Regions from separate parts of the Homo sapiens genome. Here region 1 is linked to region 2. A link is an interaction called in ENCODE POLR2A ChIA-PET data of the cell type or tissue named here. Cell type or tissue: IMR-90. All regions are shown on one strand. Links, peaks and the distances in the headings refer to the core of each region. The heading gives the core; the rest is flanking DNA. Region 1 has its middle 370 kb from the start of SPATA31D1. Region 2 overlaps LOC105376105 (a long non-coding RNA gene).

Region 1 (5,383 bases), core at 204-5,203, 460 kb before region 2:
TAATGCGCATACAAATCATCTGATGATTTTGTTAAAATGCAGATTATGATCCAATGAGTCTGGACTGAGGCCTGAGACTCTGCATTTCCAACAAAAGTCTAGGTGATGCTGATACTCCTGGTCTATAGAACACATCTGAGTAGCGAGGATCTGGATGACTCTCACTTCCACAAGTTTACGTCTACATTATTGGCCATACCTGGGATTAACGGCAATGATTAAGTGGAAAGGTCTGTGTTTATGGTCATAGTCCAACATTCTTTTCAAATCATATCCTAATTAATCTGAGTACCATAGTTACAGACATGAGTAGGGTAAGAACATTAAGTAAGGAGAAAATACCTTGAAAATGAAGATTCACAGATATGCACTTACAGTCATCTTATATTCTGCTCATCAGAAAAGATTTCCTTTCAAAATGAGTGATTTCTTTTTTACAATTCAGTTAAAAACATAGGTTCTTTCCCCACATATGCAGGACATTTTGACACCTTATTATTTTACTTGATTCCACACATGTCCATGTTTTTAGTATCATGTGACAGTTGTGTTGTATTGTAGAGCAGAAAATTAACACAGTGATGTTTAATATGGATTCTCGGGATAATTCCATCAGAGGAGGAAGGGGGGATGGTTCCTTCAAATAAACACAGTACTACTTTAAAATCAGACATTCTTCCTTTAGTCTTCAGATTTCTCTAAATTAGTTAAAGTCTATAGGCCTTAAATATAAAGCTGGCTAGGCAACTAAACTTCCAATCAATGGTAAATTTTGGTGTGACTTTTGCGAATATTTCAGAATTGGCCAGGTGCAGTAGCTCACACCTGTAATCCCAGCACTTTGGGAGGCCGAGGTGGGTGGATCACGAGGTCAGGAGCTCAAGACCAGCCTGGCCAACATGGTGAAACCCCATCTCTATTACAATACAAAAATTAGCTGGGTGTGGTGCGGGCACCTGTAATCCCAGCTACTAGGGAGGCTGAGGCAGAGAACTGCTTGAACCCAGGAGGCGGAGGTTGCAATGAGCCAAGATCGCACCACTGCATTCCAGCCTGGGTGACAGAGCAAGACTCCATCTCAAAAAAAAAAAAAAAAAAAAAAAGAAAAGAAAAAAAAGAAATTTCAGAATTAAGTAAATTTCAGAGAGATGAGATTGCAATCAACATGTTTTCTTTTTTTGTTTTCATTTTTGTGCAAGACGGTTAAGGGGCACATGGGGGAAATGTGCTCATCTAGTTGCTACTTCATATAAGAATAATAAAAAATAATTACTTCACATTTTCACACCACACCATGCTAGCCTCATCTTTCCTCTAGAACAGGGTTAGGCAAACCCAGAGGCCAAACCAGTCCACTGCTTGCTTTTGTACAGCTCACAGCCCAATTGAAAATGGCTTTCGCATTTTTAAACAGTTGGGAGAAAAAAAATCAAAACAAAAATATTTCCTGACATTTGAACATTATATAAAATTCAAATTTTGGTGTCCCTAAAATAAGGTTGCTTTTGTGCTACGTCAGAATTAAATATTTGAGACAGACTATATGGTCCACAAAATGAAAAATATTTATTATCTGGTGTTTTACAGAAGAAGTTTGCTGATTCTTGCTCTAAAGATATCCTCATTTTCCTTTCCTTAATTTTTTTTTTTTTTGGAGACAGAGTTTTGCTCAGTCTCCCAGGCTGGAGTGAGGTGGCTGGATCTCAGCTCACTACAACTTCCGCCTCCCAATTCAAGCGATTCTCTTGCCTCAGGCTCCCCAAGTAGCTGGGACTACAGGCATGTGCCACCACACTGGACTAATTTTTGTATTTTTTTTTTTTTTTGTAGTAGAGATGGGGTTTCACCTTGTTGGCTGGTCTCAAACTCCTGACCTCAAGTGATCTGCCCGCCTTGGCCTCCCAAAGTGCTTGGGATTACATGAACCGCTGTGCCTGGCCCTTAATTTTTACTTAAAATTCAAAAGATGCCTTGTTTTGGAGATTGTACTGGTTTCCCAAGTTTTGACACCCTCTCATCCCTGCATGCACACATAAGTGAGCACACACAAGTGAGCACACACATACAGTGATTTTTTCTCCTTTGCCTTCTCACTCCTTCTCTGATAACCAGCAAGTCTGAGCAGCATCTGCTTCAGAACCCATTCTATTTCCTTTTCCTGGCCAGGAGAATGGAGTTCTTTAAAAAGGGAACTGAAGCTTGAAAGCACAGAGAATCACCTTTCCCTGTTTCATGCTGTCTCTTCTGGCCCAGCTCCTAGAGATAGGGTCTCTAACATATGTTGCAACTTTCCTCCCAAGCCTTCCGTGTGGAAAGTATTCCAAAAGGGAACAGACCTTTTTCTTGTTGCAATTTTCTGTCAAGAAGACTTGTGCCCAGAAAATATAAAAGAAAACTTTAAAATCTCTCCAAAACTTATGAGAGAAATTTGGCATAACCGATCAAGTCTACAGAAAGCATTTTTTTTTAATTTAAATAAAAAGCTGCCAGATTATTTATCAGCTTTGAGGAAGAACAAGAATTTCTATGTTCTTTTCCCTTAGGAAATGACACCAAAAAGAGTGCCTCTGGACATGTATAAGACAGAAAGGAAGAGAAAAATAAAATAAAAGGAATGCCTCAAGCTTTCATGTTATTTGTAAGAGTTTGTAAATGGAGCTATACTGATGACATAAATATGTGAGTGGCTCTAAATTTCAGAAGGGTCATTCATTTCCCTTGCAAAGATATTCTGGGACTATGAATGACTCTTGAGAAAAAGACATAAAAATTCCAAGACTCTGGCACCTTCAACAGCAACATGGTGAAGTGGGGAAAAAAAGGCAGAAAGGGGAGTGAGAAAACTGGAACTCTAATCTGCAGTTACAACTTCTATTGTCATGGACACAACCCCTAAATTTTTTGAGTGTCAGTTCCTTCCACTATGAAAAGAGGAGCAAAATGCTTCCCCACCTGGCTTCAGGGGGCTGTTCTCTGATTCAAATGTGATAATATACGTTAAATGCGCTCTGTTGATTGCAGATAACTAATCCCTTTTAAGATACTGTTTTTATTACCATTTATCTTATGTCTAGAGCTTTATCTCATTGTTTAATCAGTTTCCTTTAAACATCTAAAAAAAAAAGCAAAAAAAGAACTTTTAAATCCAATCTCTATGTTGTGGAAGAAAATTTATTTTCTGGTGTCTACAAAAAAAAATGTAAATCAATAAAAAAATACAGCTGGGCATGGTGGCGTGTGCCTGTAATCCCAGCTACTTGGGAAACTGAGGTGAAAGGACTGCTTGAGCCCAGGAGTTTGGGATCAGCCTGGGCAACACAGTCTGTACAAAAAAATTTAAAAATTAGCCAACGTGTGCCAACATGATGGCACACACCTGTAGACCCAGCTATTCAGGGGCTGAGGTGACAGGATCACTTGAGCCTGGGAGGTTGAGGCTACAGTGAGCTGTGATTGCACCACTGCACTCTGACCTGAGCCACAGAGTGAGACCCTGTCTCAAAAATAAACAAATAAATAGGAAAAACAAAATTTTTAAAAAATAAAAATAAACTGAAATTTTAAAAGATGGACTCAGAGCCAGGATTTGTAAGGCAGCTACTCCTAATGGGTTCCCCTTTCAAGGCAAAGTAGCTGGGGCCTGACCAGACAAATTATTCCACAGGCTGCCATTTTCCAAGAATATAGGGCAAATGTCCTCTAGAAAAATAAAACAAAACAAAACTCATGCTATATTTCCTTAATCTCTGTAATTGAAAGTGGTGCCTGTGGTCTCATTTGATCATGGTTCTCAAATAAATAGAAGTTAGAGGGAAATCAAGCAAAAGTAATAATGTGCACTCAGAAGTACAGGTCTAAGGTAGTTTCCTATCTCCCCCAAAGTATCATTCACCACCATGAGCTATAGTCATTATTTCCTTTGGCATGAGTGTTTTTTTGTTTCTTTTTGTTGTTATTGTTGTTGTTTACATCCAGATATAGAAGATCACATAACCACTATGGGGAAAAATATTATCTTGAAACAACATAACATCACACGGGAAGGAATCACATGGATTTATTTGTATTATAATCTTATGCTCTTTATATAGATTAGTGTACATATCATTACCAATTTTTTCATGGAAAAAAAAAACCTTTCCATAGGTTAAAGAGCATTTTTTAAATTACATGGCAACTTTATGCAAGTCTAATCTTATAATTCTGGAATGCTTACATAGGTTTATAATCTGTTCTCTGAATGCTTAGTGGAAATATTCAACCATCCAAAAATTAAAAAAGAGTAAGTACCAAGCACCTACCATGTGCCATGCCCTGCTTATTACTAGGGTCTCACTGGGGACAGTCATGCTCTTTTACATCCACTGGATGTGTGGCTTCCTCCCAACAGATAGTACTATCCTTGACCCCCCTTCTGGTCAAAGATGCCTTTGAGAACCCGGGACCAGCAAGCATGGTGTACACTCTTAGTTCTCTGAGCCTCCTCTCCCTCATGCCCCACTCTTGACAAAACCCCCTAATGCCCCTCAAATACAAGAGAAGGAAGTTAACTTCACACCCCAAAAAATAATGTTTGGAGCTGCATATTTTTAGCAACTAGAAAATATATGCCTACTACTATTACACTAATAGTGCTAAAACAAATACTAGGTTCTACCAGAAATGTCTCATGCAAAAGAGTTAAATTTCCAATAAAGGAGAAATTAGAAAATAAAATATAGTACACTCTCTCAGTACATGGCTAGGCAGGCATTAATGTTTGTAATAACATGAAGAATGCTTGAGTAATAGTGACTTACTTCACCAGCCTGGAGGTATAAACGTAGCCACATCCTTTTTATTATTCTAATGAATCATGTAAAACCCCAGAAGCCTGTGTGGGCAGGCAGTTTGGTATCCCATATCCCCTCAATCACAATGATGTAGACCAAAGGACTTCGATGACTCTTCTAAATGTGAGAGAACCATGAGTCAGAGGCAGCACTGTTGGCATTGTCACTTCAGGGTCTGCAGACACTGGACAAGGGTCCACAGCTACAGTGAAGCCCTTGTACATTTAGATCCTGAGGCCACCATGGAGGTCACCACTCATTTCAAACGCTGAGCCATCCCACTGTTGCCCAGTCGCGATGTCAGAACTAGGCTGGCCACGGCTGGGACCATATGAAGGCTCAGTACAGGGTCTGGCAAAGACAGACCTGTCTTAGATCCTTTTGGAAACTTCGGGAAGCCCCAACTTCCTATCTCTCACTGTATGTTCTCATCTATCATTGTCATGTTCCTTTCCCACCAAGAGGTCTCAGTCAGGAACACTGTGGTTCCTTCCAAATTTCTCTAATGTTGAATCTTAAGGAGAAACAGCTGGGGTTGGAGTCTCTTCACT
Region 2 (5,383 bases), core at 65-5,064:
GTCTGTATGTGTGTTTTCTCTCAGGGACCTTGGAAACTGGATGTCTGCACAGTTTTAACATAATTTAGACACAGAATATGAGATTTCTTCCTTTCCAAGGCCCTAAATAACCTACCAGCACCAAGAGGAGGGCTCAAAAAGCACCAAGTTTTATCTTGTGTTGCCTTGAAATACATAATTTTTGCCTAAGTGAACTTCACAAACAATTAAGATAGTAATGCTTTTTGTGAAAATCTAACTAAAATCTATCTGAAAACGTATGAAAATCCAACTAAAACGTGACTCACATCACTCAAGATTCTCACATCTAGAAATACTTTGGGAGTATTTCCAAAGATCAGCTTTGGAAGGTAAGTGCACCTCATGTGCCAATTCTAATAATGGTGGCTATCTGGGCACATTTTAAGGATTCGGAGGGTCTGTCTGAAAAAAAAAAATGCAGTGCTCTGTTAGTGACATCTGGTAGGAGAAGGGAGGAAAGGGGTCAGACTGATAATAAACTTGCTACATATTTGCCACCTTTGGCTTGGATATTAAGGAAACTACCCAAGATTATTTTTTCTGAGCCCTTTCCAATCCTTACTCAAACAAGGTATTAAATACATCAATTTAAAAAATTGCATTCCAGTCATTTCTCAAATTTACATTCGTAGGCAAAGTCAACCAAGGGCATTCAAACAAAGGTAGAAAAAGTACAGAATACAGGCTACATTGCTTCCCAAACACTTCCTTTTTTTCATGTAATAACAAATTGCAAAACAGAATTTGCCTGCTGGAAGAGTGAGTGGAGAATGCAAATATCCCCAGCATCCTGGCTTAGCTATTTCTTGGCCATGCTGCCCAGCACCTGACACTGAGGCATCCTTAGAAATACTTTTGGGAGATTAGGTATGAAAATTCTCTTTGTAAAGCAAAAGTTACATTGGTCTCTTCCCATCCCTGGATTGCTGGAATGAGAACACAGGCAACTCTTTGGAGGGCACCAAGATCAGAGTCTGCCCTATTGACGCAGGTATTTTTGAGAATCAATCTAAAATTGTCGTTATTAAAAAATCATTCAGCCAGGCACGATGGCTCACACCTGTAATCCCAGCACTTTGAGAGTCCAAGGTGGCTTCTGCCTCCTGCCATAAAACCAGTGAGTGTCATGGTGCAGGCAAACCCTGCAGGCTGCTGAGCTGAGAGGAGGCCAGATCCCCAGAGAGCTATGCAGCAGGCACTGGGATACCCCACCCCACCTGGTCCTGCCCCCACACGGAACTCCCGTGATTAGTAGTCCATATGGATCATGTAGACCCATCCAACACACTCCTGGCCTGTGGCTCGGTGACACCCTGCACATGTATTTAACCTCCCCCTTCCTTATATCAGATGTTAAGTGATCAGGTCTGTGGCCCTGTCTCATTAAAGGCTTGTGATTAACTGTGAAAAGAAGGAAGAAAAAGGAAAGGAGAGGAGAGGAGAGGAGAGGGGAGCAGAGGGGAGGGGAGGGGAGGAGAGGAGAGGAGAAGAGAGGAGAGGAGAGGAGAGGAAGAACGGAGGAAGGGAGAAAGGGAGGGAGGGAGGGAGGGAAGCAGGGAAGGAGGGAGGGAGTAAGGAAGAAAGGAAGGAAGGAAGGAAATACAAAGGCTTTGTGTAGACAGTGCCACCAGCTCAGCTTATATAACAAAGCAGCTCACGTCCCAAAGTTCATCACACTTTTCCTCATCATATGATTAAATTTCATAGTGTCCTGGAGATTAGAGAGACAAGCACTCTGTTTTACTGTGAAACCTAATTCCAGACAGATTCAGTGATAGTCAATGGCAGAATCATTGCCAATATTCACAAAATGATACTCATTTCTGGCCACCAAACTAACTTCACTTCCACATCACAGATGTGTCTGCTCTAACCCAAGTGTGTGTGTGTGTGTGTGTGTGTGTGTGTGTGTGTGTGTATCTTTAATATTTGGAGCCCATCAAAATATCCCAAAGATGTCAGCTGACAAATTTAGTACATCTTTTACCCGACATTAGGTACTTATATTTTCAAAGAGGATTTTTTAAAGACCAAAGAGTCTTTCAAGGCCTGAATAATGATTTTGTAATGGCAAAACTTGAAACATCATGAGCAATAAAATAACTTAATGGAACAAAGGAAGTAGGCTCTTCCGCAACTAACCCTGGCTATTAGTTTCCCAAACACTTAAGAAACAGTTTTTTTCAATCAAGTTAGTAATGGATAACCAGCTGTCCATCCACCATATTCATTTCTCACCATTTTCACACAAATTGCATATCATAGCAAGCTATCCAATGGACTTGGTTAACTAAGTTCTTTTTTTTTTCTTTTTTTTTGAGACAGGGTCTTGCTCTGTCACCCAGGCTGGAGTACAGTGGTGAAATCATAGCTCACTGCAGCCTCAAACTCCCTGGCTCAAGTGGTCTTCCTGCCTCAGCCTCACAAGTAGCTGTAACTACAGGCACGTGCCACTACACCCAGCTAATTTTTGTTGTTGATTTTTTTTTTTTTTTTTTTTTTGTAGAGACAGGTTTCGCTATGTTGCCCAGGCTGGTTTTGAACTCCACAGCTCAAGCAATCCACCTGCTTCAGCCTCCCAAACTGCTGAGATTACAGGCATGATCCATAGTGCCCAGCCAACTTAGTTTCTTTGTAAGTGTGTTTACATAAAACCTCACCCTCAAGAATCTGAAATAGAACAGGCAGCACACATTTCTTTGTTCCCCAACTCTACTTACTGTATAGTATGAAATGCTGGGAACTCTAAGAAATGTAAGCTATGGTTCCTGTCCTAAAGAAACTGGCGTAGTCAACACAAAAATAAACAATAGAGCAAATTATCATTTGGCCAATGTAATTCCCACAAAAATGTAATAATACACATACCAAAACCACTCCACTTTTCACTGGTTTCCCTCTGCATTTAGGATAAAGACAAAGCTTCCTAAAAGGGCCTGTGAGAATCTGTGTGCTCTGGGAAACAGCCTTTCTTCTGGACATAGATCCACTTGCTCTCTCTGCTCCAGATACCCTGTCTTTCGGTTCCCTGTCTGAGTATGCTCCCTTCTATCTCAGGGCCTTTGAGCAGACTCTTTCCTGGGCCTGGAAGGCTCTGCACTCCCCTTTTCCCTAGACCATTTCTTTTCATCAGCAGCACTCACCCCACACTCCATATACTTCCACTGTACCCACTGGGTATCTTTCTTGGCACTTTTCACTACAGCAAATCTTTCATTCATTATATAATTATTTTATATTTGTTTCTCTTCAGTCTGAAGATAACCCAAGAAAAGAAAAAGAAAAAAATTTTTAAGTAAAAGATATGCATCTCTCCACTTTTATGCTTAGCATATAAATAAATGGACCCATGAATGAATAGTTATGTAAATAAATTAATCCATACATAACGTTTTCATGTTTCTTTCTTTTTTTTTTTTTTTTTTTTTGAGATGGAGTCTCGCTCTGTCGCCCAGGTTGGAGTGCAGTGGTGGGATCTTGGCTCACTGCAAGCTCCGCCTCCCAGGTTCATGTCATTCTCCTGCCTCAGCCTCCCAAGTAGCTGGGACTACAGGCACCCGCCACCACACCCGGCTAATTTTCTGTATTTTTTAGTAGAGACGGGGTTTCACCGTGTTAGCCAGGATGGTCTCGATCTCCTGACCTCGTGATCCACCTGCCTCGGCCTCCCAAAGTGCTGAGACTACAGGCATAAGCCACCGCACCTGGCCCATTTTTATTTCAATAGCTTTTATTTCAATAGGGGTACAGGTGGTTTTTAGTTACATGGATAAGTTCTTTAGTGGTGATTTCTAAGATTTTGGTGCACCCATTCCCAAAGTAGTGTACACAGTACCCAATATATAGTCTTATCCCTCACCCTTTTCCAACCCTTCCCCGCTGAGTCCCCAAAGTCCATTATATCATTCTGATACCTTTGCATCCTCATAGCTTAGCTCCCACTTATAAGTGAGAATATATGATATTGAGTTTTCCATTCCTGAATTACTTTACTTAGAATAAAGGCCTCCAGCTCTATCTAAGATGCTGCAAAAAATATTATTTCATTCTTTTTCAGGGCTAAGTAGTATTCTATGGTGTGTATATATACTACATTTTTTTTACCCATTCATTTCTTGATAGGCCCTTAGGTTGGTTTCATATCATTGCAATTGCAAATTGTGCTACTATAAACATGTGTGTACATGTGTCTTTCTCAAATGACTTTTTAAAATTAACCCATATCTTTTTATTGGATAGTAACATTTAATAAAGTTATTAAAAGTCTAAAGTTTGCTCAGCAAATATCTCTAAAATTCCCACTGTATACTCTGCTAGGCACTGGAATATAAAGATAAAGGCATTGTCCCTACGCATGCTGCCTACTGAGAGAGACAGACAAGAAAACAAATAATTACAATGCACCCTGCATTCTAGACAACAGAAATCCAAAGTGTCAGAAGATAGAGGCAAGAATTAACTCCTCCTGGAGGAGCTACAGAAGATTTCCTTTTACTTTATTTTAGTTTTATTTATTTTTTGTTTTCCATTTTTTATTTTCGATTCAGTGGGTACATGTGCTGCTTTGTTACATGGGTATATTACTTGATGCTGAGGTGTGGGGTATAAATGATCCCGTCACCCAGAGAGTGAACATAGTAACCAACAGGAAGTTTTTCAGCCCTTTCCCCATCCCTTCCACCCTCCTTGTGGAGTCCCCAGTGTCTATTGCTCCCATCTTGATGTCCATGAGTACCCAGTGTTCAGCTCCCTCTTACAGGTAAGAACCTGCAGCATTTGGATTTCTGTTTCTGTGTTAATTCACTTAGGATAATGGCCTCCAGCTGCATCCACGTTGCTGCAAAGAACTTGATTTTCTTCTTTTTATGGCTGCATAGTATTCCATGGTGTATATGTCCCACATTTTCTTTTTTTTTTTTTTTTTTTTTTTGAGACAGAGTCTCGCTGTGTCACCCAGGCTAGAGTGCAGTAGCATCATCTCTCACCACAACCTCTGCCTCCCAGGTTCAAGTGATTCTCCTGCCTCAGCCTCCCAAGTAGCTGGGACTACAGGTGTGCACCACCACGCCCAGCTAATTTTTGTATTTTTAGTAGAGACAGGGTTTCACTATGTTGGCCAGGCTGGTCTCGAGCTCCTGACCTCATGATCCACCCGCCTTGACTTCCCGAAGTGCTGGGATTACGGCCGTGATTTGTTTATCCAGTCCACCACTGATGGACACCTACGTTGATTCCAGGTTTTTGTTATTATGAATAGTGCTGCAATGAATATATGAGTGCATGTGTCTTTTTAGTAGAATGATTTATTTTCCTCTGGGTATATACCCAGTGATTAGATTGCTGGGTCAAATGATAGCTCTAC

The links. ChIA-PET counts read pairs that join two places held together with the same protein. Peaks named below come from ENCODE experiments on the same cell type or tissue, not always from the same donor. Only the 100,000 strongest peaks of a DNase experiment are listed, where the experiment ranks them.
Region 1: POLR2A ChIA-PET joins it to region 2 with 5 read pairs; 1 of 35 experiments calls an interaction of 5 or more read pairs at or near these places.

The regions. Positions count from the first base shown.
Region 1 is chr9:82,353,935-82,359,317 of GRCh38, reverse strand. It overlaps a transcript of LOC105376107 not described here. Among named protein-coding and RNA genes, the nearest start is that of SPATA31D1, 370 kb to the right of the region's middle. In IMR-90, for the core only: no CTCF peak of the experiment used is centred there; a DNase peak (open chromatin) is centred at 4,877; H3K27ac peaks cover 141 bases.
Region 2 is chr9:81,896,490-81,901,872 of GRCh38, reverse strand. The region is part of intron 5 of LOC105376105 (a long non-coding RNA gene); the gene reads left to right. Among named protein-coding and RNA genes, the nearest start is that of SPATA31D4, 29 kb to the left of the region's middle. In IMR-90, for the core only: no CTCF peak of the experiment used is centred there; a DNase peak (open chromatin) is centred at 2,762; H3K27ac peaks cover 210 bases.